Regions from separate parts of the Homo sapiens genome. Here regions 1, 2 and 4 are each linked to region 3. The links are chromatin contacts, found by Hi-C or POLR2A ChIA-PET in ENCODE. All regions are on one chromosome and are shown on one strand. The core of a region is the stretch at or near the end of the contact, and the rest is flanking DNA. Distances in the headings are between cores, read along the strand shown.

What was found. Hi-C counts contacts between places; a loop is a spot of excess contacts on that map. ChIA-PET counts read pairs that join two places held with the same protein, here RNA polymerase II (POLR2A). Pooled maps may share reads with other maps.
Region 1: a loop to region 3 is called in a map of PC-9, with 3 times the contacts of the local background. The contact joins the enhancer-like site here to the promoter of LINC02043 in region 3. A Hi-C loop is called at or near these places in 1 of 168 maps with a recorded cell type or tissue (PC-9), 5 of 37 single-sample maps with no recorded cell type and 7 of 50 pooled maps. POLR2A ChIA-PET finds 5 or more read pairs at or near these places in 1 of 52 experiments (RWPE1).
Region 2: a loop to region 3 is called in a pooled map, with 3 times the contacts of the local background. The contact joins the enhancer-like site here to the promoter of LINC02043 in region 3. A Hi-C loop is called at or near these places in 6 of 50 pooled maps. POLR2A ChIA-PET finds 5 or more read pairs at or near these places in 4 of 52 experiments (HepG2, activated B cell, activated CD4-positive, alpha-beta T cell and 1 more).
Region 4: a pooled map shows a loop between it and region 3 (2.5-fold over the local background). The contact joins the enhancer-like site here to the promoter of LINC02043 in region 3. A Hi-C loop is called at or near these places in 4 of 50 pooled maps. POLR2A ChIA-PET finds 5 or more read pairs at or near these places in 4 of 52 experiments (CD4-positive, alpha-beta T cell, PC-3, WTC11 and 1 more).

What each region holds. Positions count from the first base shown.
Region 1 is chr3:187,061,029-187,067,425 of GRCh38, forward strand. The region is part of intron 5 of ST6GAL1 (ST6 beta-galactoside alpha-2,6-sialyltransferase 1); the gene reads left to right. Among named protein-coding and RNA genes, the nearest start is that of RPL39L, 75 kb to the right of the region's middle. RefSeq lists an enhancer at 4,606-4,785 and a silencer at 5,733-5,782. Within about 2 kb of position 3,548, at least 17 of the 41 ENCODE cell types and tissues checked have a DNase peak (open chromatin) inside an H3K27ac peak, as active enhancers do; they include PC-9, where a contact is called at or near this core.
Region 2 is chr3:187,040,001-187,046,735 of GRCh38, forward strand. ST6GAL1 (ST6 beta-galactoside alpha-2,6-sialyltransferase 1) reads left to right here. Exons shown (of 8, transcript NM_173216.2): 4 at 2,654-3,310. The coding sequence starts at 2,704. Among named protein-coding and RNA genes, the nearest start is that of RPL39L, 96 kb to the right of the region's middle. RefSeq lists enhancers at 1,834-1,903, 4,154-4,423, 4,534-4,643. Within about 2 kb of position 4,436, at least 9 of the 41 ENCODE cell types and tissues checked have a DNase peak (open chromatin) inside an H3K27ac peak, as active enhancers do.
Region 3 is chr3:186,823,164-186,829,911 of GRCh38, forward strand. It overlaps LINC02043 (long intergenic non-protein coding RNA 2043), which reads right to left and starts at 2,358. Exons shown (of 4, transcript NR_125409.1): 1 at 2,144-2,358; 2 at 1,279-1,549; 3 at 382-458. It also overlaps the pseudogene MCF2L2P1. RefSeq lists a silencer at 4,191-4,430.
Region 4 is chr3:186,982,798-186,990,169 of GRCh38, forward strand. All of the region lies in intron 2 of ST6GAL1 (ST6 beta-galactoside alpha-2,6-sialyltransferase 1), which reads left to right. LOC124906314 (a long non-coding RNA gene) reads right to left here. Exons shown (of 3, transcript XR_007096208.1): 2 at 4,801-4,874; 3 at 500-3,894. Among named protein-coding and RNA genes, the nearest start is that of ST6GAL1, 56 kb to the left of the region's middle. RefSeq lists an enhancer at 3,284-3,413. Within about 2 kb of position 3,119, at least 8 of the 41 ENCODE cell types and tissues checked have a DNase peak (open chromatin) inside an H3K27ac peak, as active enhancers do.

The sequences.
Region 1 (6,397 bases), core at 2,298-4,797, 240 kb after region 3:
GAAGTCAACACCCAAAAAATATTCATTTTTTCTATTATGTGCAATAACAATGAATGATCTAGAAAGGAAATTTAAAAAACAATTCCATTTACAATAGAATAGCATAAAAAAGCATAAAATACTTAGGAATGAATTTAACCAAGGAGTTGAAAGACTTATACAATGAAAACTACAAAATAGTTCTGAAAGAAATTAAAGGAGACACAAAAACCTGGAAGACATCCCATGTTCACAGATTGAAAAAAGTATTGTTAAGATGTCAATAATACCGAATATGATATGCAGATTTAATGCAATCGTTGTGAAAATCCAAAAGATATTTCTTTTTTTGCAGAAATAGAAAAAGCTATCCTAAAATTTATATGAAACCTCAAGGGACCCCGATTAACCAAACAATCCTGAAAAATAAGAATAAAGCTGGAGTTCTCTCACTTCTTGATTTCAAAAAATACATATGTTACAATAATCGAGAGAGTGAGGTACAAAGACAAACATATAAACCATTGGAATAGAATAAAAGTCCAGAAATAAAGTCTTGTATATATGTGTAAATGATTTTTGATGAGTGTGTCAGGATCGTTCAATGAGGAAAAGACAGTCTTTTTAAGAAATGATACTGGGAAAACTGGCTATCCACATGCAAAAGAATAAAGTTGGACCCTTACCTAACACCAAAAATAAAAATTAACTCAAAATGGATCTATGACCTAAATGTAGACCAAAAACTATAAAACTCTTAGAAGACAACATAGGGCAAAAACTTTATGACATCAGATTTGGCAATGATTTCGTCATTATTACACCAAAGGCATACATACGTAACAAAGGAAAAAATATACAAGTTGGACTTTATGAAAATTAAAAATAATTGTATATCAAAAGATACTCTCAACAGAGTAAAAAGACACCACACATAATAGGAGAAAATATTTGCAAGTCATCTATCTGATAAGGGATTAATGTACAGAATATATAGAACACTCTTCAAACAACAATAAAAAAAATCAAATTACCCAATTTAAAAATAGGCAAAGGACTTGAATGGACGTTTCTCCAAGATATACAAATGGTTAGTAAGCACATGAAAAGAGACTCAACTCTTTTTTGCTAGGGAAATGCAACCCAAGAATACAACACAGCACCACCTCACCCCCATTAGGGTGGCTTCTATGATCAGAAATCGGAATCCGTGGGCACTGTTGATGGGAATGGAAAATGGTCAGCCACTGTGGAAAACAGTACGGCAGTGCCTCAAAAACTTAAAAATGGAATTACCGTGTAATCTAATAATCTTATTTATTGGCGTATATGTACAGAAATTGAAAGAAGGGTCTTGAAGAGATATTCATACCCCCATATTCAGACTACTCTTATTCACAATAGCTGGACTGCAGAAGGAACCCAAGTGTCTGTTGATGTTGAATGGATACACAAAAGCTGGTTTATACATACAATAAAATATTATTCTAAAAAAGGAAGAAAATACCGAGATTGGCTACAACATGGATGAACCCTGAAGACATTATGCCAAGTGAAATAAGCCAGTCACACACACACACACACACACACACACACACAAAATACTATATGAATGTGGTTGCCAGGGAATGTGAGGTGGGAGGGGGAATGGGGAGTTACTGTTTAATGAGTATAGAGTTTCAATTTTGCAAGACTGAAAAAGTTTTGGAGATGGTTTGTGGTGATAGTTGCACAACAATACAAATGTACTTAATATCACTGAACTGTACACTTAAAAATGGTTAAGATAGTCAATGTTATGTTATATGTATTTTAATACAATTTTTAAATTGGAAAAAATGTCAGTAGGGGAGACAGTCACAGAAGTACAAACACTGTATGATTCCACTTTATATGGAACACCTGGAGTAGAAACAAAGTAGAATGATGTTTGCCAAGGGCTAGGAGGAGAAAGGAATGTGGAATTGTTGTTTAATGAATACTGTGATTCATTTTGGGAAGCTGAAAAAGTTCTGGAGATGGTGGTGATAGTTACACAACAATAGGAATGTACTAAGCTGAATACTTAAAGTTGCTAAAATGGTCAATTTTATGTTATGTATATTTTAAAAGCTTTCTTTTAAATCAACAGGGAGAAACCAGTTGATAGAGGGAGAAAGTGAATATACTAAAAAGAGGAGAAAATGATTAGTTACCCACAACATGATGGTGGTGGAGCCAAAGCGTAGTGGAGGATGAACCCCAGCAGGCGGGAGTCAGAGGGAAGAAGGTGCGAGTGGTGTAGCTGGAGGCAGTCAGTATTAGAAGGATGAGAGGGCTTCTATTTTCTCTGCAAAGTGGCATGCAAGGCCAAGTCAGAAGGAGGCTGAGGGGGAAAGAGGTTTTAGTAGAGAAGGTTTGAACAAAGAGATTTATAATTGTCATTGAGGTGAGTGGGACCGTCAGTAAACCTGATGAATGGAGTAGGATTTCCAGGCCATGCTGGGCTACTTTGAGGTTGAAGAGAATGAATTTAGAGAGAAACCAATCTCTGTTTGATACATGGATGGTAGGATCTGGAGGTGAGCAGGCAGCAGCAAAGAGGAGAGGGGAGAGGGGAGGAGCCCTCCCTGAGCACTCTCTTGGACTGCGGAGGCTACCTACTCTCTGAGCACTTCTTCGTGATGATTCAGTCTTCCTCACTGTGAAGAACGAAACCCCAGTCCTGCAAAGATTTGAAACTGTATTTAAGGCCAAAGTAAGGTTGCCTGGGAATTAAGAGTACTGGAGTCAGGCAGGCTTTGATCAGATCCCTCCCCCAACACTTCCTGTGTGAGTGACTTCAGCAAGTTGCTTTACTTTACCTTTCTGAGCCTCATTTCCCTTACTTGTAACACAGAAATATGAATAGTTACTATCCAGGGTTTTTTTTTAGGATCAAAGGAGTTACTATGTGTGGAGCATGTCACCCAGAGGCTGGTATGCAGCAAGTGCTTTGTAAATAGTAGCGATGGGCACTACTGAAACCTGAATGTCTGCCTCTGCCTGTTTGCGAATGACTCCACCTTCCCAAATCCCAACAGGGAAGGTGAGTCAGCTTGAGACCACTTGAGAGGCATCTAGCAGAAGGGAGGCAAAACTTCTGTTAAAGGATAATTTTTAGGGAAAAAAAGGTAAGATGATGACTCTCATACAGATATTAAAAATGAATTCATCATGAAGATTTTATTTTACTCGTATGATGGAACCAGGCAGATATTACAACTGGTTCAAAGGAAAAGTCAAAGCAACACAAATTTGGAGTAAAGGAGTTGAACTAGTTTTTCTGTGAGATAAGGCAGGGGGAGGGGAGAAATCAATTGAAACTCTCCTGGGCAGCATCCTGCCCAGTAGGCACATGTATTAGTTGCCTACAATTCACAAAGGGTTGCGAAATAGCTCCCGTGGAATCAGAATCTGACAGGGAGGAAGAGTGTGCTCAGAAAATGCATGGCTTTCTACTGAAGCAGATTTTTTTCCCATTACACTTCTAGATCTCTGTGCACCATTGTGCCAGGGCTGCGAGGAAGGTGGCCCACTTCCCGGGATACACTACCCACCCTCAAGAGAGCCTTTCCTGCTGCTTCTTAGGCAAGTCAGCTCTCTTTTCTCACCTCCTGTAAGCAACACTAAGTATCTGGCTGTTCCTTTCGTACTCGAGTCCTGGCCGCTCCATGACAGCACTTGTGGTGGTACTGAACTGTGATGGACACTTTCTATCATTGCCCTTTCTTACCTTGATATCCTAAAAAGCTGGTGGTCTGTCTTCTCTATCTTTTGTCCTGGTCAGTTATCCTAACTATTTTGTGTCTGTTTCTGTGGATTAGTAAACGGGGTCCCCACCCCCACTCCACAAGGAGAACATCTGGCACCCAGAAGTCACTGAGAGAATAGCTGTTGCTTTGGTAGAATTCTGCCTCTGAGTGGCTTGTTCTTTTCCCAGACGGAGAGGTCTCCTGACAGCAGCTCTCTTCTTTTTCTTTTTTTTTTTTTTTGAGACAGAGTTTTGCTCTTGCGCTCAGGCTGGAGTGCAGTGGTGCACTCTCGGCTCCCTGCTCTGCCTCCTGGGTTCAAGTGATTCCCCTGCCTCGGTCTCCCAAGTAGCTGAGATTACAGGCATGCACCACCATGCCCAGCTAATTTTTTGTATTTTTAGTAGAGACAGGGTTTTGCCATGTTTGCCAGACTAGTCTCAAACTCCTGACCTCAGGTGATCCACCTGCCTCAGCCTCCCAAAGTGCTGGGATTACAGGCATGAGCCACTGCGCCTGGCTTTAGCAGCTCTCTTCTAAAGCCATCTGGACCCACATTTGTTCAGCTCCCCTCCCTTGGCCATGATGAAGGCATGCAAAACAAAAAAGGCACTTTTCTTATTGAGAAGGTGGCTTTTTATAGAGAATGGTGTCATACTGTTAGGTTTCAGGCCAGCAGACCTAGTCAGGCATGTGACACTTCTGTGCCAGGTGTGGCTATGAGAGTCAACAGGAAAAATGATATATGTAAATGGACAGGTCTTTAAATAAATGCAGTTTTGACTATAAGAGTAAGAAGGTTTCTGTGAGACTCAACTCAGTACCTCCTGTACCCTGTGGGCCTGAGAGAGGAGACAATGGGACAAGAAGACCCAGTGGCTTCCTTGGAAGCTTTTGTGCTAGCTGGAGAGAGAAGACCTACTTCCTATATGCCTAGCAACAGTCCACACTGACTGGACTGCAACCAGGACATTTCCAGATTACTCAGTGGGGCTTATCTTGAAATAATAGTTGATGCCATTTGTTAAATATATTATATATACCATCTAAGGGTCTTACATGCCTTCTCTCATTTGATCTTCATGGCAAACCCTGTGAGGTATGACCACCAACCACCATTTTACCTCAGAACTCAGGCTCCCAGAGTTTAAGTTGCTCACAGGAGCCCAGAAAGTAAGCGACAGAGGTGGGATTTGGTTCTAGGTGTTTGCCACCAGCACTTTAAATCACCAAAGCTTTCTGGAAGCTCCAACTTTTCTTCTCAAGATACTGAAAGACAGGTATCTGGATGGGTTGGCAGGGCGGGTGGGAGGTGGGCGAGATTTCCATCAACAACGGGTCTAAAACCAGCGATGGTGAGCTGGGTGATTTTGATGGAACCCCTGCCATACAGTCTATTAATATCATAATTGGAGCTAAAATTTAATCATGATGGCAATCATGAGTTCTGGGGCTTCTTGATTTGGGCCAGCAGACACAGTCTCAGTCACTAGTTCTCCGAATCAGAGAAAGGATGCCTTCAGGCTGTGTCTTCACATGGCTTTTCCTCTGTGCGTGGTGGAAAGAGAGAGCTCTGCGGGTCTCTTCTTGTTGTAAGGACACTGGCCCCATTGGATTAGGGCCCCACCACATGACACATTTAATCCTAATTACCTCCCTCACAGCCCTATTTCCAAACAGGGTATTAGTCACATTAGGGATTAGGGCTTCAACATAGGAATTCTGGGGGCACACAATTCAGTCTATAACAGAGGGAAAACAGATTTGAGAAGAAAAAAGTCCAAAATATGCACAGTGGTAATATCTGAAGATGTGCGTGCGTGCGTGTGTGTGTGTGTGTGTGTGTGTGTGTGTTTCTATTCTTGCATTTTCTAACTGTCCCCAGTGAGTATTTGTTACTTTCTAACTGAGAAGGTTACTTTAAACAGTGTCTTGAGCAGCAGCACTCCATGCCCTGGTGTAGCCTTTTCCTGGCAGATGTTCCCCAGGGCTCTGCTGCTCTGCCAATGACTTATTCTCAGCATGAACTCCTCCCCTGCCCCCTAAGAGGATCTCCAAACCCAGGTCACACTCCCCCTGCAGGTAAGTACAGGCGTTTGAGAACAGCTTTATTCTTCCAGGAACAGCTGGTCCCCTCAGCAGGGCCTTACAAGGTGGTTATGTCTAAATAAGGCACCTGAGGCCAGGAGATGTGACATGGTCCATCTAATACCATGGAGTGAGTTAGACACAGAGCAGGACTGGAACCCATGCTTCCAATTCCCCATCCAGTTTTAAGGCAATCTTCTTTTCTTTCTTTCTTTCTTTTTTTTTTTTTTTTTTTTTTTTTTGGAGACAGAGTCTCTGTCACCCAGGCTGGAGTGCAGTGGTGCGATCTTGGCTCACTGCAACCTCTGCCTCCGGGGTTCAAGCGATTCTCCTGCCTCAGCCTTCTGAGTAGCTGAGATTTCAGGTGCCCGCCACCACGCCTGGCTAATTTTTGTATTTTTAGTAGAGACGAGGTTTTACTATGTTGGCCAGGGTGATCTCGAACTCCTGACCTCAAGTGATCTGCCCACCTCAGCTTCCCAAAGTGCTGGGATTACAGGTGTGAGCCACTGCACCTGGCAAGGCAACCTTTTTTTTTTTTTTTTTTTTTGGTAGAAAAT
Region 2 (6,735 bases), core at 3,186-5,685, 220 kb after region 3:
AGTAGGTACTGGGCAGCTGCTGCCTGAGCCTCCACTCCTGTGACAGTGAATCAGGCCCTTCCTGCCATCTTGTTTCATTCAGACATGTGAAAGTCAGGTTCTAAGTCCACTATTTCCAAATCACTCATGCAACTTTGAAAATTATTTGTATTTCCAAACCTCACTATACTCAGCTATAAATGGAGCTCATAAAATCTGCTGTGCTTATCTCACGGGAGTATAATAGGTCTGTAAAACCTTACCAATACGGAAAGTACCTGAGTGTTACCACTCAGTGCACAGCAGGGATGGCAGGTGCAGCACTGATGGTGAAGGTGGCTTGTCTGCGACTGTCTGACAGACGAAGTTGCCTCTCTAGTGACCTTGAGTCCGACTTGATCACACTGACTTCTCACTGTCCCTTATCACAGATGCATGTCCTTGGGTGGAAAGATGATGAACTTTTAGAGTCAGACAGACCTGGGCTGGAATTCTGGTTCTAGAACTGACTTGCTGTTGACATTGGAGAAACCCTATAACCTTGCTAAGTCTCAGTTTTTTCCATTTCCTAAAATAGGATTGTCAATATCTCTATCATAGTGTTGTAGTAAAGGTTCAATGAGATATTGCAAGGAAAGTGACTACCACGTAGTAGGCCCTCCTTAAATGCTACTTTCCTTCTTTTCTCTAGTTCTTCTTCAGTTGTCATATGGTCATGTGATTACCTGTGTTGGGTGTCTGCGGAAATTGAATTCCTTAGTTTCTGGTAATACAACAAGCTTCCACCCTTCACTTCATGATCTTCTATCTGAATTCTTCTTCCACTGTGTACATTTAATCATTTCCACAACTTCAGCAGCCCAAGATAGGAGCCCATCGTTCCCAGAGTCACTGGTTCCTGAGGTCTGGGATGGTGGAAGCACTGCTTTGGTTGGTACTGCCAATGGATTCCAGGAATGAGCTGGATGTCAGTTCATGGAGAATTCCCAGGGAAGAGCCTGGAGCTCAGGGCTGCTGAGTCATGGCTGTGGCTTCACACTGCTGTCTTCACTACCCGTATCACCTCCACATGGCCCCCAGGCTGAGCTGCTGCTCTCCTGTCTCTGTTCAGAATACCTTCTGTGCCTTTTTGCTTATCTAGTTCAAATCCAATGAATACCATGCTCTTGTTTTGCCCTCCCAACACTCTGCAAATCACATAGGGCAGAGATAATTATTCTGAAAAACTCAGGGGCAGAAATATTAAGTGACCTGCCCAAGGTCACCAAGAATGGGGATAAGAACCCAGGTTTTGTGAACACCCAGTCCAGTACTCCTACTACCTTTTCCTGATATCCTTAGGAGCGGGATCCATGGGAAGGGACCTCAGACCCCTAGTGGGTTAGCAAAACCCCGGAGGTGATTGCTTTGATTTATTATTGTAAATAAACCCAGTGATTGGGGAAAGAATGTAATGTTTTCCAAAAGATACAGACATTATTTGAGTTCAAAGTGCTTCCAGTTTCCATTCAGTTACACAATAAATTCTGAGAAAACAAAGTAGGTGTTTACTCAGAAATAAAGAGACTATTCAGTCTCTATTTGCTCAGTGAAATCTATTTTCCAGAGCTTCTTGCAGTTCTGTGCATGTTGTACTGGAAAGGACATGGGTTATGGAATCAAATCCACTTCGATTTGAACCTCAGTGCAACCATTTCCTCAGCTCTGTGAGCTTGGGCACTTCCCTTGACTTCTTAGAGCCTCAGGTTGCTAATCCATAAAATGGAGATTATAACACCTTTGAAGTGAACCCTGTACAGGTTAGGAGATGCCCTTCGTATTAGACTATGCTATGCGTGGTGCCCCCAGAGTTGTGTCTCATGGTGGCCCTGGTTATGGTGAAGTTAAGTGAAATAACATCTAGCGTGCTTAATGAATTTTTGTTTCCATTTCCTTAGTTGGCTACATGTCTGCTATCTTACCCAGAATTCCTAGCCTCTATCATGAGGTGAGTCAGCTTCCTGTCTCAGCAGTGCTCTTCTTGCAGGGCACTGCACAAAACTGTGGTGGAGATAACCCTCGATCTTCTCATGCAGGAGTCCAGCATCGCAGCCCTTAGAGAGATACATCAGAAATCTATGGCATCATCTATAACGAGAAGTCTTTTTCTGGCCATTTTGAAGGGGTGTTGGGCCACTTACTATTTTAGGAAGTTTAGGTCTGGTGATGTAAAACAGTCAGCCTGCTTTTTTTTATTCTATTTTTTTTTCAAGCATGCATGGCTTCATTTAACAAATGTTACAAGGCCCTAGGAACTGAGTGATTTGCAAGATGTGGTTTCTGACTTCAAGAAACTCAGAGTGCAGTCAGAGAGGTAGACCAAGGCAACCAGAAACTAATATTCAGCATAGAAAAAGTAATGATGGGAGGACATATAAAGTGTTCATGGCTCAAGAGGAAGAAGGGAGTGGAAGAGTGGAAGAGGAAGAGGGACTGCTGTCCACGTTCAAAGCCCAAATTGAGTCTGACTTTTGTCGAGAATTGCTTAACAGGCTGCAGAGGTGGCCAGGAGGTAGACCAGGGCTGGAATTCAAGTCACCTCATTTCAAATCTATTGCTCAGTCCATCGCTCCGCCTCATGCCACATTGGGTTTTTCTTTACATCATTTGTTTTTCCTTGTCTCACTTTTTTTAGGCTTGTTTTCCTGCTCAGAACAAAGTGACTTCCCTGAACACATCTTCATTATGATTCACACCAACCTGAAGAAAAAGTTCAGCTGCTGCGTCCTGGTCTTTCTTCTGTTTGCAGTCATCTGTGTGTGGAAGGAAAAGAAGAAAGGGAGTTACTATGATTCCTTTAAATTGCAAACCAAGGAATTCCAGGTGTTAAAGAGTCTGGGGAAATTGGCCATGGGGTCTGATTCCCAGTCTGTATCCTCAAGCAGCACCCAGGACCCCCACAGGGGCCGCCAGACCCTCGGCAGTCTCAGAGGCCTAGCCAAGGCCAAACCAGAGGCCTCCTTCCAGGTGTGGAACAAGGACAGCTCTTCCAAAAACCTTATCCCTAGGCTGCAAAAGATCTGGAAGAATTACCTAAGCATGAACAAGTACAAAGTGTCCTACAAGGGGCCAGGACCAGGCATCAAGTTCAGTGCAGAGGCCCTGCGCTGCCACCTCCGGGACCATGTGAATGTATCCATGGTAGAGGTCACAGATTTTCCCTTCAATACCTCTGAATGGGAGGGTTATCTGCCCAAGGAGAGCATTAGGACCAAGGCTGGGCCTTGGGGCAGGTGTGCTGTTGTGTCGTCAGCGGGATCTCTGAAGTCCTCCCAACTAGGCAGAGAAATCGGTATGTTCTGGGGTTGTTCTGTGAATGGCAGTGCTTATTGGGACTGGCTGGGCATATTGATGGTATGGGAGACAAGTGGCCCAAGTGTGGCTCAGCGGACCAGTGGAGTGGGCCCAGGGCAGTGTTTTTTTCAGAGTCACAAGTGACACAGAGGGAGTTGAACAGATGGCGCTCTAGGCCCCCGCATCTTTTATCAATTAGAAGAGCTTCATTATTGTTTCCTAATATTTTTAGTTGATATATAATAATTAGATATATTTATGGGGATATTTTGATACGTGTATTCAATGTGTAATGATCCAATCAGGGTAATTAGAATATCTATCACCTTGAACATTTATTGTTTCTTTGTGTTGGGAACAGAATAGTTTTATTTTCATCTGTTTTAAATATTGGAATTGTGTAGAAGATTTCATTTGAAAAAGAGAGTTCCGCTGCTACCAATAATCAAAAGCCTACAATTGACCTTTGAAAAGACTTGAAGCATAGATCTGCACATCATTTCCAGGTTCTGAAATTCTGTTGTTTTTCCTGATTAGTGGAGGACTCTATTGGCCTCAACAACCTGGGTAATTTTCAGCTTTTCTCTTTGAAAAGATTTAATTGGGTCAGTAATTCTTAACTGGGGGCTATGGACCAACTTCAGAGGGTCATGAATCCCTGCAATTGCGTGCAAAACTGTCTGTGGATTAGGTGTGTAGAATGTATGTGTATGCGTATAAGTGTGTCCGTGCATTTTTCCAGGAAGGGAGTTTGTAGACTGCAGTTTATTCTCTAAGGGATCTGTGACCCAAAAAAGTTTCAGAGTCACTGGTCACAACATATTAATTTGCTTTTCTTGAAACCCTTTGTAGTGAATCAAGATAGAAAGTCTGTCTATATTTGTAAACCTGTGTAACAGAGAGCCTTATTTCTCTTATGCTGAATGTGTTTTCCATTATTTGAAATGAATCAGCTAAAGAAAGCAAAGCACAGGAAGCTTTGCTCCTCTGTCAGCCTGGAGGTACTGGAGCAGGTGAGGTCATACGTCTCCTTTTTTATTTCCTTCATTTGACTGCCAGGAAAAATGGTCTGAAACCCAGCACAGGCTCTCAAAGAAAAGTAGGCCCAAACTGGATTCTCTAGAGCAGAAAGAAATGGTGAGATCACAGTTTCTACCTCCCCAAATAGGCAGCTGCCCCGCTGGCCGGCCCCACCTCAACTTCTGCTTTTGTATTTTTGGTTTTTCTTGGACTTTGTTTTCAAGAAACTAAATGTGATTGGTTTTTGTTCATCCATAATGGAGCTAAGTTTCTTTCTTCTCCATTTTTGCTGCTTATGTAGCAAATGTTTGGGATATCCTAGGTATTAGCTGATCCTTCTTCTTCATGTCAAGTTAATATTGCGTGCCTGGCTGAAATTGTACTGAAGTTTGAGACAGGGCCTGATAGCTCTGTTAATTAGAACTACAGCTTTAATTTTATGCACTCCTTAAAGATTTGGGGTGATTTAAGTAAACATTAATACAAATAATATTTTTCTATAGATTGCAGTTTCAACTTCAAAATAAGGATTTCCACAGAAGGACTTTGATCCTGAGATGTAATCAAAATTGCATGTTAGACTTCGAATGTTCTGCTGTTATGGGGTATATATCCTCTTGGCATTTTGTCTAACAAATATTTTAAGACATTCATATATTCTTTTATTTATTCATGGATTCATCAACAATACAAAGGGGAAAGGGAAGGGAAAGGCCCTTTGTTGAAGCCCGAGTTGCAGGCAGCGTGCCAGGCCCATACACTTCCTCCTGCATCTGGAATTTGTTGAGTCTCTTCCCAACTACTGGATGGATCAGATTATTTCAAATGGTTTTCTTTTACAAATAACATTGCTGACAAGGTTTTTGTGCAGATAACTTAGGTAACCACTATTGACATTCAACAGGGAAATATCCTCAGAAGTGAGGCTAGAAGACACGAGTAAGAGACATTTTATGACTTTTTTTTTTTTGTCCATAGCAAGATTTTCTATCAGAGAGAGTGTAATAACATACTCTGCCTCCAGCAGTCTCACAAACCAGCCAATGGTGGGCTCAGTCATTTTCAATTATTTTTGATAGTTTACTCATACATGTTAAGTATCCTAGATTTGCTGGAATTTTCATGTCAAACAGTAGCATAATTTTAAAACACTATCATCAATACAAGTGATGCTTATTATGCATCTGCTGAGTTCCTAACATGCCTTGCTCTTTTCATCCTCCCAGAAGTCCTGTGAGGTTGATAAGATTATTGGTCTCATTTTGCTGGAGAGCTAAATGCGGAGGCTCAAGTGGTCACACAACTGGCTAATAGCAGACTGAGGTTTGAAAGCAGAGTGCTTGCTTCAAAGACCCCACTCTTGGCACCTCTGCTGTTGTGCCTCATAATAATTGTAGCTTCATAATAAAATTCGGTGTGATTATTCTTTTATTATGTTAAAAATTTTCTTCTATTCTTGTCTATTAGCTGTCCTAGAGAGAAAGAGAAGGGTATTCTGAGTTAAGGCAAAGGCAAGAAGCAAAGGCTGCACGGGGAAAAGTGTGTTTGGGCATCACAAATAATCCTGTTTGGACGGCATGTGGGTCCTTGTGGGTGAAGATGGGTGAGGAACGAGGCCAGAAAGGTAGCTAGGCATTAGCTCTTAGAGAACGTTGATAGTCACAATAAGGACTTTAGGTTTCATTCTTTAAGCCATGGAGAGCCCTAGGAGGTTTTTGAACAAGGGAGACTTCTCACTTCTCTATGAGTCCCTGTTTTGTACTCTATAATGTCTCCATTATTAGGGACTATTGCCACAACCAGGTCAGAAGTGCCAGGCCTGCCCAGGCTGTGGTAGCAGTGATGAAGAGAAAGGACCTTACCTGAGAGGGCTCATGAAGTAAGAGGCAGAACTTACTATCTAGCTGGAAATGATCTTGAGTGAGAGGCAGGAGCCAGGATGTCTAGCCTGGGAGCAGGCTGTATCTTACCAAGGGGAGCATGCTTCCAGAGGAACGCAGATTCCACTTTGGATGTTCTGAGACTGAAGTGTGTGTGGATTTCCCTGGGTAGATATCTATGCTGTTGAGTACTTAATTCTAGAGAAGGATCAGATATCGAGATAGATTTACAAGTCATTTGTATCAAGGTGAGATAATGGTTATAATCCAGGGAAGAAGACCAATTAGAAAATCTAGAAAAAGATTTACATTTAAAGGACAAAGAAAAGAACAGGGAAAAGTCAGAAGGGTCAGAGACCGGCTAGAGGAGAACTAGGTGTGCACCATACAATGGAAGGCAAAGGGGGATGGAGTTTGAGGGATGTTGGCTGTTGGTATCAAAGTCTGCAGAGGTGGGACATATTCTTGGGCAGAATAAGGACTGAGAAGACACCTGTGAACTGAGTAGCTTGGAGAACATGAT
Region 3 (6,748 bases), core at 1,108-3,607:
GCTCTATCCCCCAGGCTGGAGTGCAATGGCACAATCTCGACACACTGCAACCTCTACCTCCCAGGTCCAAGCGATTCTCCTGTCTCAGCCTCCCAAGTAGCTAGGTTTATAGGTGCCCGCCACCATGCCAAGCTAATTTTTGTATTTTTTTTTAGTGCAGACAGGGTTTCACCATGTTGGCCAGGCTGGTCTCGAACTCCTAACCTCAGGTGATCCACCCATCTCAGCCTCCCAAAGTGCTGGGATTACAAGCGTGAGACACCCTGCCTTGGCCAGACACTGTTCTTGATGTACATTTTGCTAATCCTTCCACTAAATCTCCAAAGTAGATATCATTGTCTTCACTTTAGAAATAAAAAAATGATGCTTATGACCACCTACCAGCAAATCTTGATGCGCCAGGGACTGGGGGGAATAATCATTGACTAGCTGGCTATTATGAGTCACAGTTTCCATTCCTGCAAAATGAGAATTTTTTTGACTTAGGGGTGGGGTGTTCTCTAAGCTTTTTGCCTGATTCTAATTCTTCTGCTAGAAGCTGTGGGTTTACAGAGGTGAAAAAGATAGCCCTTCCACCAAACATATATTCTATTATATATATCTTATCTATATATATTATATATATTCTATTATATGTATCTTATCTATACATATTATATATTCTATTATATATATCTTATCTCTATATATTATATATATTCTATTTATCTTATCTCTATATATTATATATATTCTATTATATATCCCTTCCACCAAAAATATATTCTTTTATATTAATAAAATATAAACCCAGGGTCCAATGGAAAAGACTTAAGGGCAGACACAGAGTGGGATGTGGTTTGTGTTAGGAGAGGGCTGAAGGGACATCATGGCAGGCATTTGTGTGACCTCCCACAAAACACCCTCCTCCACTCTGACCTCACTTTGTTCTTCCTTCCCTTTGTCCTTATTATTTCCTTTCTGCTTCTCTTTCTTTTCTGTCTCCCTCTGCCCTGCCCTAGAACGGTGCCTTTCTAATTGTGGGTTATAACACATTATTAGTAGGTCATAAAATCAATTCAGTGGATGTGGACCAGCATTTTAAAAAGGGAATTAATAGAATATAAACTCCTTAAAAGGCGTCACTCATACTCAGGATAATACTGCTGTGTAAAATTTGTTTTAATATGTGTCAGCATGTGTACACTGTGTCAAGATGTAACACTTACATCCTATTTTAAGACCCTGCTGTAGACTAAACCAGGACCCCCATGGTGCTCCAGGCGTCCCCACCCTCACCTGTGGCACCAGGAGCTCCTGCTGTCACTGGCCCAGCTGGGTCCTGTGTCTTTCTCTGCGTTGTCAGGGCCTGCGCTGGCAGTCCACCTACAGGGAGGTGGAATCCGGGGCTTGACGGCACTGGGAGGATCCTTCATCTTTCCAGGCTCAAGCAAATCCTCGCCTGGAGGCGGGGAATGGGCTAGATGACCCCTGAAACAGTCCAGTCCAGCATCTGAGAGCTCCTCTGGGTCCAGCCCTGTGCCGCCTTTCCACGCTTCCCTGCAGGGCCCTGGGGAGAGCAGAGAAAGCAGCTGCCAGCTCCAGGCAGTCATTTTACCCCAGGTGCCACTTACCCTGCGGAGGGGCTGGAACCAGCTAATCATTTTACCCCAGGTGGCACTTACCCTGCGGAGTGGCTGGAGCTTCTCAGGTTTTTCAGTTCCTGTGTCACCTCCCAGCCCTGCCCACCACATGCTGTGGGTGTCTATGGCTGACGAACGCCCCTGAGCCAGGCCAACCCCCAGCCTCCCAGTGGGTGGCTCTGTGGTCCCTGGCAGCCCCGGCATCATCCGGAGCACAGAGGCCATGGACACTCAGGGGATGGTCAAGGTCGTAGCTCCCTCCGTTCTTCCGTTCCTCCCTCACAGAGCTTTCAGCAAGATAGATGGTCATTCTTCTGTCCTCACTGCTCCCGGCATAAGGGGACCCCAGGGCTGGATGACTTCCCTAAAGAGGAATCTCTCAGGGTTTCCTGCAGCCGCTCCCAAGTCCCGTCTGGAGGATGAAGGTGGCGGACACATCCCTGACGCAGTTTCTCCTCTGCCCTCCACCCCTCACCCATCCCACCTCCTGGACTAGGAACTCAACCAGGACTTGCTTCAACCTGAGAAGATGGTGTCCAGCCCCCTTGGAGCCTGCCAGCATCCGGCGGGATTTCAGAGGGGCCTCCAGGGAGGCGCTGCCCAGCTGCCCCCAGTGTTGCTCACACAGCCCCCACTGATCTGCTCTGGGGAGGCCACGGCCCCAGAACGCGGCTTGTGGGGGGCCTGGGGCAGCAGGCCGGGAGACGTCACTTGTCCGCTGCCTGCTCACCCAGATAACTGCAGCTCCCTCCACTGCCGCCTACAGCCCTCCCGCCATGCCTCTGCCCAGAAGGCCCTCCCTCTCCAGTCCTGTCCGCCCCTCAAGGCCTGCCCAAACCTCCCTGAATTCTCGCCTGAGCAGACACTTTCCTAGCACGGCTCCCGCCGCGTGGATTACTCAGCCGAGCCTCAGTCTGGGGCTGCCCTGTGCTGGGAGCTTTATGCAGATGCTCGGCTCCCTACCCTGGCTTGTGAGCCGTGTGGCGCAGAAACCGCATCTCACTCAGAGCGAGGGTAAAGAGCAGCAGGGCTGGAGAAGCCAGCTGCCCTGCCACAGGCCAAGAGGACTTGGCCAAGTGACCATTGCTGTCTGTTTCCCCAACTGTAAAGGGGGCTGAGACCCTTACAGGGTTGTGAGGCTTAAACTTTGACAAACGCCTACCATCCCACCAGGCACAGGGCAGTTGCTGAGTATTTGGCGGTGGCTGCTGTTCCCCACAGTGTCCAACACCTCCCGGGGATGTAACAGGTGCACCACGGGCAAGACTGATGGGTTTATCAGTTCACTGCGGAGAGAGGCAGGGATGGATGCACTTGCTTGTTCCTCTTATTTTCCCTTATGGGGAGCAGTGACACTTGGCAGAGGCTGCCAGGGAGATGGGAAATGGACATTAATTACGGGAAAGAAAAGGAGGCAAGAAGGGGAGGAGGGTGGGAAATAGACAGGGGAGGAAGAAGGGACGGAGGCATGGTTAGAAGACAGGCAAGCAAAAAAGACGACTGTTTTCTTGGACGAACAGGGAGGTAGGGCCATGAAAAGCATGTGGACGCTTCTTCTCAGTGAATTAAGGCATTTCAGCGCTGGAAAGAGCCTGAAAAAATCAGACTCCCTTCACAGCCCAGCGGAGTGCAGGCCCTGGGAGAGCAGGAGTTAGAGATGGGGAGGACCCCGCCTGCAACAGGCACTGCCTGCTACACCCTGCCATGGGCAGAGGGGCTGTCCTCCCACCCCAGAGAGGCCCCATCCTTTCCTTTCTTTCCCCAAGGCTGCTCCAGCAGGGAGTTTAGCTCCATGGACACCTTTGAAGGCTATGAAGGTGCAGAAGACATGGAAAAGGTGAGCAGCGCTCTGAACGTAATTTCTTTCTTTCTTGTTTATTTCATCTTCTTCCTCCTTCCTATTCATCAGCTCCTCCTGCCTACTGTCCCTCGCCTCCATCCCTCTCCCCCTCTTCAGGATTCTCACCCATAAGGACCTGGTTAAGCCAGGGAACCGAGGTCACTAGTCCTCAAAGTGGCTCTGACCCTGCTAGCCCGGCATGTCCCCACGTGGCTGTCTCCTTGGCGGTGCGCTGGTGTCCGGTCATAACTGGGGCTCCCGCTGAGAGCCCCGTGGCCCAGGTGGGAGGGCTGGGGTGGGCCTCAGCCTGCCAGCGGAAGTCACCACATTGCCCGGCCTGGCCACAGCCTCCAGCAATAACTCTGAGGGTGCACCCGTCCCCCCCCCCGCCCCCCCTTCCAGCTCGCGGGGCCTTTTCCAGTTGGATGACAGTCACGAAACCTGTTCCTCCAAATCCGCTTTCCTGGAGAGGAGAGAAAGCACCCAGGGAGAAAAAGAAGAACGCGATGAGGAAGCAACGTGAGTGTGAGCGAGGAAAACTAAGCGCCTCTGTGGGCCACGGCGTCTCTGACTTTCTTCTCGGAATTGCAGGGCGACCGGCAGCACCAAGAAGGAGCGTGCTGGGGCGTCCACGCCGGCTGACTCCTGCGGGGGCGACGGCTGGTTTCCAGGCGAGGGCGCGGCGCCCGAGGACCTCCACCCCGGAGAGCTGCCCTCCCTGCGGTCGCCCCGGCTCCCCGGCTCCAGAGCGCCCGCATTCCCGAGAGAGGCGATGTGGGGGCCCGGGCCCTGCCCAGCTACGCAGAAAGCAGCCGGGGCCGCGGCGGCGGCAGAAAGGGGACGCCCAGGGCCGCCTCCCGGGAGCCCGAGGGGTGCCCTGCGTGCTCGTCTAGCTCCCGCCGCCCGGCGAAGGACCTCGCGGGACGGGGACCCCTAGTGCGCCTGCGCGAGCGCGGCGGGCGGAGGCAGACGCTCGCGGAGGCCACGCCTCCTAAGGCTCGGCCGAGCCTAGGAGGAGCCGGAGCTGGCTCGGGGCTGCTCCCACCCGCCAGCGCCGGCTGCCCAGCCTGGCAGTGGACCGGGTGTGCAAGCCACTTAGCACCTGACAGGTTAATTCAGAGGGGGTGGTTCCAAGGTAACTGCTGAGAGATTTACGTTTGGATTTGTTAGTTTAAAAATTAGTTTTCCAGTTACCCGGGCTGGAGTGCGATGGCGCAATCTCTGCTCACTGCATCCTCCGCCTCACAGGTTCCTGCAATTCTCCTGCCTCAGCCTCCCGAGAAGCTGGGATTACAGGCATGTGGCACCACGCCCGGCTGATTTTTGTATTTTTAGTATAGATGGGGGTTTCACCATCTTGGTCAGGCTGGTATCGAACTCCTGACCTCAGGTAATCCGCCCGCCTCGGCCTCCCAAAGTGCTGGGATTACAGGTGTGAGCCACTGCGGCCTGCCGATTTTCAGAATTTTCGTCAGAGGTTTGCATCTGTTTAGTTTTTTAGTTATCTTCAGACTTGTCATGTTTTCTTTTCATAAGTTGCAAATTAACTTTTCTGTTTTTAATTTTTACTTACTTAGTTTTAAGGTGTATTTACTTTCAGAATTTCTTAGGTTTAACATTGCTGTCAGTCAGGGTCCAATCACTGAAATAGACCCCACACCAATTATTTTAACAGAAAATTTAATATAAGGAATTGTCACACAACTATTGGAGAACTAAAAAGGCAAAAAAAAAAAAAAAAAGGATGATATTGAGATATCATGGAGATTTCAACTGCAAGAAGCAGCTACTACCTCAAGAGCTAAGGGAACAAAAAGAAGTTGGAATGATCAAAACTCAGAAGTCTGAAGATGGCCCCAGGGCTGGGGTTGTTCTTTGCGGAGGAGACACTGCTCAGAGCCTGGGGTCTGGGAGCTGGATGCAGAACTCGGGAGGGGACATGGCCAGCTCGTGCTGGTGTCTCTGAATGGGCATCATCAGGCTGGTTATGGGAGTGCTGGGAAAATGACAAGCTGGAACCAACTGCTGCTACTGACACCACCTGTCATTCTCAGAGTGGAGACCTGTTGCTAGAACGCTGACAGGAACCCAGGAGCACAGGAAGGAGCCCATCGTGACCCTGCACCACAGAGCAGGGGCGGGGGTGGGGGTGGGGGGCAGGGGGATGTAAAAGCTGAGGACCATCCCAGCACACTTGCTTTGGAGTTACGTAGAGCTCCGTTAGGATTCAGTCAGTTTTGGAATGGTTAGGGGTGATTTCATTTTTTCACTACATGTGGGATCTGGCAGAATCTTCAGTCTCCTGGTCTTGTTTCTGGAATGGAGTGGGTCACGAACACCTCACAGGAGTCTCTCCCAGGAGACTTGAGAGGATCACTTTAGAATTTAAGAAAACAAAAATAACATGTCTCACTTTGTTCACAAAGAAGCCCTTTGACAAAGTGGCCAAAAACGGGCAGAGCCTAAGGAACAGACTCTTAGGGAGGGGTCCTTGGAACAGTATCCTGCAGAGCGTTCCTCTTTCAAATTCTTTAGAATTTTACGCTGTTTTGTGGGGCCACCCTGTCCCACTCCCTTTCCTAACAACACAGTGCCTTTCTTGCTTTGAAGTTGTAAACTGTTTTTTTAATTGTTTGCACAATAAAATAAAGTTCCTCCCAATAAGGGACAGACTCTTAGGGAGGGGTCCTTGGGACAGTATCCTGCAGAGCGTTCCTCTTTCAAATTCTTTAGAACTTTACGCTGTTTTGTGGGGCCACCCTCTCCCACTGCCCTTCCTAACAACACAGTGCCTTTCTTGCTTTGAAGTTGTAAACTGTTTTTTTAATTGTTTGCACAATAAAATAAAGTTCCTCCCAATAAGGGACAGACTCTTAGGGAGGGGTCCTTGGAACAGTGTCCTGCAGAGTGTTCCTCTTTCAAATTCTTTAGAACTTTATGCTGTTTTGTGGGGCCACCCTCTCCCACTGCCCTTCCTAACAACACAGTGCCTTTCATGTTTTGAAGTTGTAGACTGTTTGCATAATAAAATAAAGTTCCTCCCAAATCAATAATCTGTAATCTTAGGTTCTTCTACCTGTATTATCCTTCAGCCCACATTTTTCCATTTGACCATCAGAAAGTTTACATATGTATGTACATATGTATGTACGTATGTATGTATGTACACATTCCCTTTATTCAATACCTATTTCCTGAGCACTCTCCTTCCCTGAGGACGGGTCTGGCACCAGGTAGAGACCAGGGAGGTATGAAGATGAGTGAAGCATTCAGTCCAGTGGGGGAG
Region 4 (7,372 bases), core at 1,869-4,368, 160 kb after region 3:
CAGCCTCCCAAGTAGCTGGGATTACAGTCGCCCGCCACCATGCCCAGCTAATTTTTTTATTTTTAGTAGAGACGGGGTTTCACCATTTTGGCCAGGCTGGTCTTGAACTCCTGACCTCAGGTGATCCAGCCACCTCGTCCTCCCGAAGTGCTGGGATTACAGGCATGAGCCACCGCGCCCAGCCCCAATTCTCTCTTTTTAATAGTAATCTAATTACATTTATTTGGCTGCTTTGTTTTCTGTCTCAGGTACGCTAAGTTTGTCTCTCAAAACTCTTTGTGGGCAGGAATTGTAGTTTATATGGTAGTGATGGTTGTATTTTAATTTCACAGAGTGTCTAGCAGGTAATAATTAGCCAATAAAATGTTTCCATTCATTCACCAAATATTTACTGGATAGTTACCACGGTTTGGGCACTGGACATAAAGGTGCTAGGGATACAGTGATAATTATTACTTGGCAGTTGAAATGCTTACGGTTTTAAGGGAAGACAGACATGTAGGCACATTAAAATGACATTTTAATTTGATTAGAATATAATTGAGATTTAAGTAAAACTTATTGGGAACTCAGATGGGAAATAATGAGAAAACAAAGAGAGGGAGGCAGATTTAAGAAATATTCTGAGAGTAGAAAATAGAAGCTTGCGACCTATTCAGTTGGAATCAACACTGTTTATAGGATTGCTCTAGGGGCAGTGAGGCACTGGCGTGGACAGTGATCCAGGGGCACTCAGGGTGAGGGATGAGTTGAATATGAGGTGAGAAAAAAGGGAAGTTGAAGATACCAAGCTTAGCAAGGTAGTAAGAGGTGGAGAGAGGAAGGGAGGGGATTATAATGGTTATTATATAGGGAGTGCTTATTACTATGTGCAAGGTAATTAACACGAATTGCCTCATTTTTTCCTCATAATAAAAGAAGTAGGCACTTTTGGGGATACAGACACTGAGAGCAGTTGAGTAGCCTGTCCAAGATCAGACCTTTGAGGAGTGGAGGAGTTAGGTTTACGCCCAGGAATCCTTGCTCCAGAGTAAACAGTCATGCAGCTGGGTGGAGAAAAATTCCACTAGCTGATCAAGAACATCCGAAAAGCTCTCATGCTGATAACTCCCAAATATGGATCTCCAGCTCACACCTTCTCCCTGACCTCTAGACTTTCCTATCAGGCTTCCTACTTTACGCTCTGTTTGACAGTCTCATCTCAAACTCAGAATATCCAAAGCTGAACTCCAGATTTCCTCTGCCCCCAGGTCTGCTCTTCCTTTGTCTCCTCTTTTTCCATTAAAGTAGCACCATCCGTCTAGTTGCTTGGGCTCCAACCCTTGGAATCATCCTTGACTCTTCTCTCTCTCACACTCACATCTAAAATATCGGGCATGATTTTCAAAGCACGTCTAAAATATACCCACTTCTCTGCCTCCACTGCAACCAGCTGGTCTAAGCCATGAGCATCGCTCACTGGGACTGCTGCTGTCTCCTTACTACTATCCCTGCCCCCTATTCCTGTTCCCACATGGCAGCCTGAGCAATTCTGGCATATTAAGTCAGATCTGGTTGTTCCTCTGCTCAGCCTCCTGCAGCAGCTCCTATTTTATTTGCTAAAAGCCAGAGTTCTTGCCAAGACCTCAAAGGCCCTGCCCAGACTCCTCCACCTCCCCGACATCGTTGTTTGTTCCTCCCGGACCCCGTCTCCATGTACCCTCTTCCTTGATCCTTTCCTTCCAACCAGTGCACACCAGTGCACTCCTGCCTTGAGCCTTGCCGCAAACACGCTTCCCCAGATATTGTGGGACTCATTCCTCCACTATCTGCAACTCTTTGTTCAAATGTCCCCTTCTCAGTGAGTTCTCCTCTGACTGCCCTTTGGAAAATGGAAACCTACCTCAACCCAGTACTTCCGATCTCCCCTTTCTTTCCTTCCCTTCCTCCCTTCCTTCCTTCCTTCCCTCCCTCCCTCCCTCCCTCCCTCCTTCCTTCCTTCCCTTCCTCCCTTCCTTCCTTCCTTCCATCCTTCCTTCCTTCCTTCCTTCCCTCCCTCCCTCCCTCCCTCCTTCCTTCCTTCCTTCCTTCCGTCCTTCCTTCCGTCCTTTCTTTCTCTCTTTCTCTGTCTCTCTCTTTTCTTTCTTTCTGAGATAGGGTCTCGCTCTGTCACCCAGGCTGAAGTGCAGTGGCACGTTCTCGGCTCACTGCAACCTCCACCTCCTGGATTCAAGTGATTCTCCTGCCTCAGCCTCCTGAGCAGCTGGGATTACAGGTGCCCACCATGACACATGGCTAATTTTTGTATTTTTAGTAGAGATAGGGTTTCACCTTGTTGGTCAGGCTGGTCTCGAACTCCTGACCTCAAGTGATCCGCCCACCTCAGCCTCCCAAAGTGTTGGGATTGCAGACGTGAGCCACTGAGCCTGGCCCTATCCCCCCTTTCTTGTACTCTACTTTGTTCTCTAAGCACTTAGCATCTTTTAAGATACCAAATAATTTTTTTAATTTGTTATATTTACGGCTCTTAGTGTCTCCCTCTGCTAGTATGTAAAACTCTAAGGGTGTTGATCTTCATCTGGGTTATTCACTGTAGTATCCTATGCACTAAGAATTATACTTAGCACTTAGCAAATGTTTAATACATTTTTTTTTAAAGTGAGTAAGCGTAGAATATAAAGCTTTTGTGCAGGTCTCTAAAAGTTTTTGAAAGGATATGATCTGAGGCTAGGCACTCCCAGCACTTTGGGAAGTCAAGGTGGGTGCATCTTGAGCTCAGAAGTTCGAGATTAGCCTGGGAAACATGGCGAAACCCCGTCTCTTCAAAAAGTAAAAAAAAAAAAAAAAAATTAGCTGGTCCTGGTGGAGCATGCCTATAGTCCCAGCTACTCAGGAAGCTGAGGAGGGACGATTGCTTGAGCCTCAGAGGTGGACGTTGCAGTGAGCCGAGATTGCGCCACTGCGCTCCAGCCTGGGTGGCAGAGTGAGACCCTGTCTCAAAAAAAAAAAAAGAAAAAAGAAAAAGAAAAAAAGACGAGGTCTGGAGTCTGAGGGAGATGTCACTGGGGGCTGGTCATGTGGAAGCAGGAATCTTCCCCGTGTATGTGGGCATTTCAGGACTGGCAGGAAGCTGGTCCCAGGGGAGGCTAAGCTGGGGAGGATGCCTGAAAGGCATTAGTGGGAGGGAGTTTGAAAAAGACCCAGAGACGCCTGTTTGAAATAAGTATTGGAAAGGACTCTTTAGATTTTGCAATTAGAAAGGCAGTTTCAGTGGAATGATGTGAACCGACTTCAGTTATTTGAGGAACCAGTAGAAAGTGGGGAAGTGTAAGCAAGTCAAGAGACCCCGCCATAAGGAAGCAGAGATTAGGTTGCCGTTTGAGGAAGTGATTTGTTTGAGGTATTTTTTTTTAGCTCCACAAAATATCATGTTTCGGGTGTGAGTAGGGATGGGGTAAATGACACACTAAGCTAATAACATCCAAACCAGCTTGTGAAACATCGTGCAAGTTATATCTGGTTCATACCAAAGAGTCGCTACTCAGTCCAGGCCTCTATCATGCCTGGCACATAGTGTTGAATATTGTATTCAATAAATATTCAACAGTAAATATTTGTTGAATACAGTATTAAATACTATAGAATTTAGACAGGTCCCTGTATCAACAACAGCAACAATGACCACCACCACCACCACCACCACCACAACAAAATAACAAGAATGTCCAATGTAGGGGGTTGCTTTTTGATCCACTTGCCTTTGGCTAGTGGTGTCTTTCTCTCCTTAGCGCCATATTCTTCAGCACTTTTCGGCAGCTGTATGTGGTTCTATTTTGGTCTCCTCTTTACTGCACGGCGATTATGTTTTCAAGAGGCAAATCTTCAGGGTGACTAGAGTGACACGTTATCTGAGTTCTGGATGGAGGTAAAGGAATATCACGGTGAGTCTGGGGAAGCAAGGGGACAAGAGAGTTGGCCAAATGAGGCGGAAAGACCCCAGACTTGCGATCAGAAGAACCTGATGTCAAATCAGATGCATCTTATAGCAAGTCGAGCCACCTCTCTGAAACTTGAATTTAAATGATCTAAGGTCATTTCCTTTGGATTTTATAGAAAGAATAGTGTCAGGAGAAAAAGAAAAACAAGGAACCATGACTTGCTAAACATACTCAGAACCAAAGGTTTTCTTTCTTTCCTTTTAAAAAAAAGTGATATACAGTGAATACAGGCTTAGTTCCCTAATGGTGGCAAATGATGTAATGTTCACAGATGTCCTGGGGGAAAACAGAACAATCAACTTCTATTTTACTCTTACCATTTCTGAGAGAAGTCAGGCAGACTGCATAGGAAAGGAAGGAAAGAAAGAAGGAAGGGAGGGAGGGAGGAAGAAAGAGAAAGAGAGACAGGGAGGGAGGGAGGGAGGGAAGGAAAGAAAAGGAAAGAAAGCAAGGAAGGAAGGAAGAAAGGAAAGAAAGGAAGAAAGAAAGAAGAAAGAAAAGCCCCTAAGGTTAGTAAGTATCTTATGTCCCTGGAACTACGCTAGGCACATACATACCTTACCACCTTCCTTATCCAGTGAAGGGTATTACATCAGTGTTTTAGGTAACCTACCCAAGGTCCACAGCTAACAATGGGGAGAGAGGATACAACAAGCCTTTGGGGGAGAAAATTGAAGCCCACGGCCCACAAGAAATAAAGCCAAGAAATGTAGTTGCTTAAAGTCAGCCAGATTCCCCAGCACCCAGCATAGTGTCTTATTCTTAGGAGAATTTGAGAAATATTTATTTATCTAAGGGATGGTTGGTTGGTTGAACGAATTACCTGAGGAAACCTGAAAATGTTTTTTGCTGAAGTGCTGTTGAAGGTCCTCAAGATCTTACGGAGATGGGAGAAACCTAGGGGGAGAGAAATAAAATTTAAATTTTCAAAAGGAATAATTATAAACCAACTGTATCAGGCAGTAACTGAGTTGACCTATGGAAAATGCATAGCACATGGTAGTACTCAACAAGTGATAACTATGATATTTAAGGGAATTATTATTATCATTAAATAAATATGTTTCTGCTGCTGCTTCTTATGCTAGAACTTGAGACACAGAGTTATTGGGGCTCGTATTTAAAAGCACTTTAGTTTTTCTGTATGCATAATATCCCATGGTGTAAGGTAACCTCTTTTCCAGTTGGCAGTCATGCCTAGCTTCTCATACCTCTGCTTTAGTTCCTGTTTGTGGTGTCGGCACAGTAAAATTTATATATGGCCATATAGCCTATATGTTAAAGACCATCCCAAGTATCTCCTCAGTGGTCAGGCATTTTTGTATGATACAGAAGCATACACTTTAATTGACATTGGTTGTGGTGGTAATTAACTTAAAACTCTTCGATTAGACAGTGAACATCTTTGTATCCTCAGTAACAGGATTTCTGTTCTCATAGACGACATGGTAAATGTGGACTGGATGATGGTTCAGTTGGTTTACACGTAGGGCTTCTGGAAGTGTCTCTAACGGGTGCTAATTTGTGTTGGTCATGGGGATAATGCTTCCTCAGCTCTAACCTGTGATTTAGATTAACACATAAAGGGCTTGTTGATCACACTGACGGAAAATTTGAAGCTGAGAGGGGTAGAAGCTATTGTATATGCCAGAATCGAGATTCCCTATAAATTTAACAGCTTACAGGAAGGACTGAGTGAGGAAAGACAGGCTGCACCAATATAAATGTAAAGACCTAGCTGTAGGCTCCAAATACCAATGGTTAAGCCAGGCTGTGTGTGTGTTTTGGGGTGGGGGGGTGGTGGTGGGGGCGGGTGGTGGTGGGGTTAAGGATTAGGACTTGTAAGAAAAGTTAGTGAGGTTATCAGTTGCTCACACTCTGTAATCCCAGCACTTTGGGAGGCTGAGGTGGGGGGAATCACTTGAGGTCAGAAGTTCGAGACCAGCCTGGGCAACATAGTGAAATCCCATCTCTACAAAAATTACAAAAATTAGCTGGAGGTGGTGGTGTGTGCCTGTATTCCCAGCTACTAGGGAGGCTAAGGTGGAAGGATGGCTTGAGTCCGAGAGGTGGAGGTTGCAGTGAGCTGAGATCACACCACTGCACTTCAGCCTGGGCGACAGAGCCAGAGCCAGACCCTGTGTCAAAACAAAAAACCAAACCAAACCAAACCAAACAAAACAAAAAAAGGCTAGTGCACCTGATTTCAACTAAGTGAGAATCATTAACATGAAGCTACTAAAAACTAACCAGAAACTTTCAGTATTTGCATCGTAGAGGTGTAGTCATTCCTCTTGTTTTACAGTAATTGGGTCACACCTGGAACTGAGCTTATTGTCATTCTTTTAAGAGTGAGGGGGGCAAATGGAAATAGGCCCAGAGGACAATAAACAGAAAAGTTAGGAGATTCAGAAACCATATTATCTAAAGAATGATTCAAAGACTGAGACTATTTAGCTTGAAAAAGAGAAGGTTTAGAAGAGTGCCATAGTCTTAAAAGGTTGTTTTTTGGAAAAAAGAACAGACGTTTGTTAGAACCAGGAAATGGATACTTAGGGGAATGGGGAAGAGTTCAGTCCAACGTATAAAAACATTTCTTAATTAATATTTTGCTCTCTGCAGACAGGCTGTCTTGAAAGAAGGGTTGTCATTATTACAGATGTGGAAGTAGATGCTGGCTGGCCACTTTTTGTTGCTACTGAGTGGGGGATTTTTATTCATCAGATAGAGGATTGGGCTGATGTCCACTAAGATCTTTTCTAGCTGTGATGGTGTGTTGCTAGACCTCACAGAGCATGAAGCCCTATGCACCATGTTCGAGGGAACCTGGATAACATTGTTGGCAGGCTAGTGGGAGCTGGCAGAAAGCTTGAGCTTTGGATGCAAAGCTAATGATTAAAAGCTTTGTGTATTTGACTTGCTGTCAGCATAGAGAACATATCAATTTGAGTTTATGTAAGATAATTAGTATTCCAAGGTGCCCACCAGGTAGCATTTACTATTTGAAAAATAGCAGAATAACTGAGGGCATTTGATTTTGCATGTCTTCTCCCAAGGGATCTCAGGGACCCTGTGGACCTCCTGGATGTCCTTCCAGCACTGCTCCAGCAAGGTCCCGGTCAACACTCTTACTTCACAGGAACCCTTCCTTATCCACCCTTATCTGTAGGGGCAGTCTTTCCTCTGGGTGCTGTAGCCACAAGCTTTGGAGTTAGATGAGTTGGTTTGAATCCTAGCTCTGTACCAGCTCCATGACCTTGGGCAAGTGGCTTAGTTCTTGACTGCGTCTTGCTCTGTCGCCCTGGCTGGAGTGCAGTGGTGCGATCTTAGCTCACTGCAACCTGTGCTTCCCAGGTTCAAGCGATTCTCCTGCCTTGGCCTCCCCAGTGGCTGGG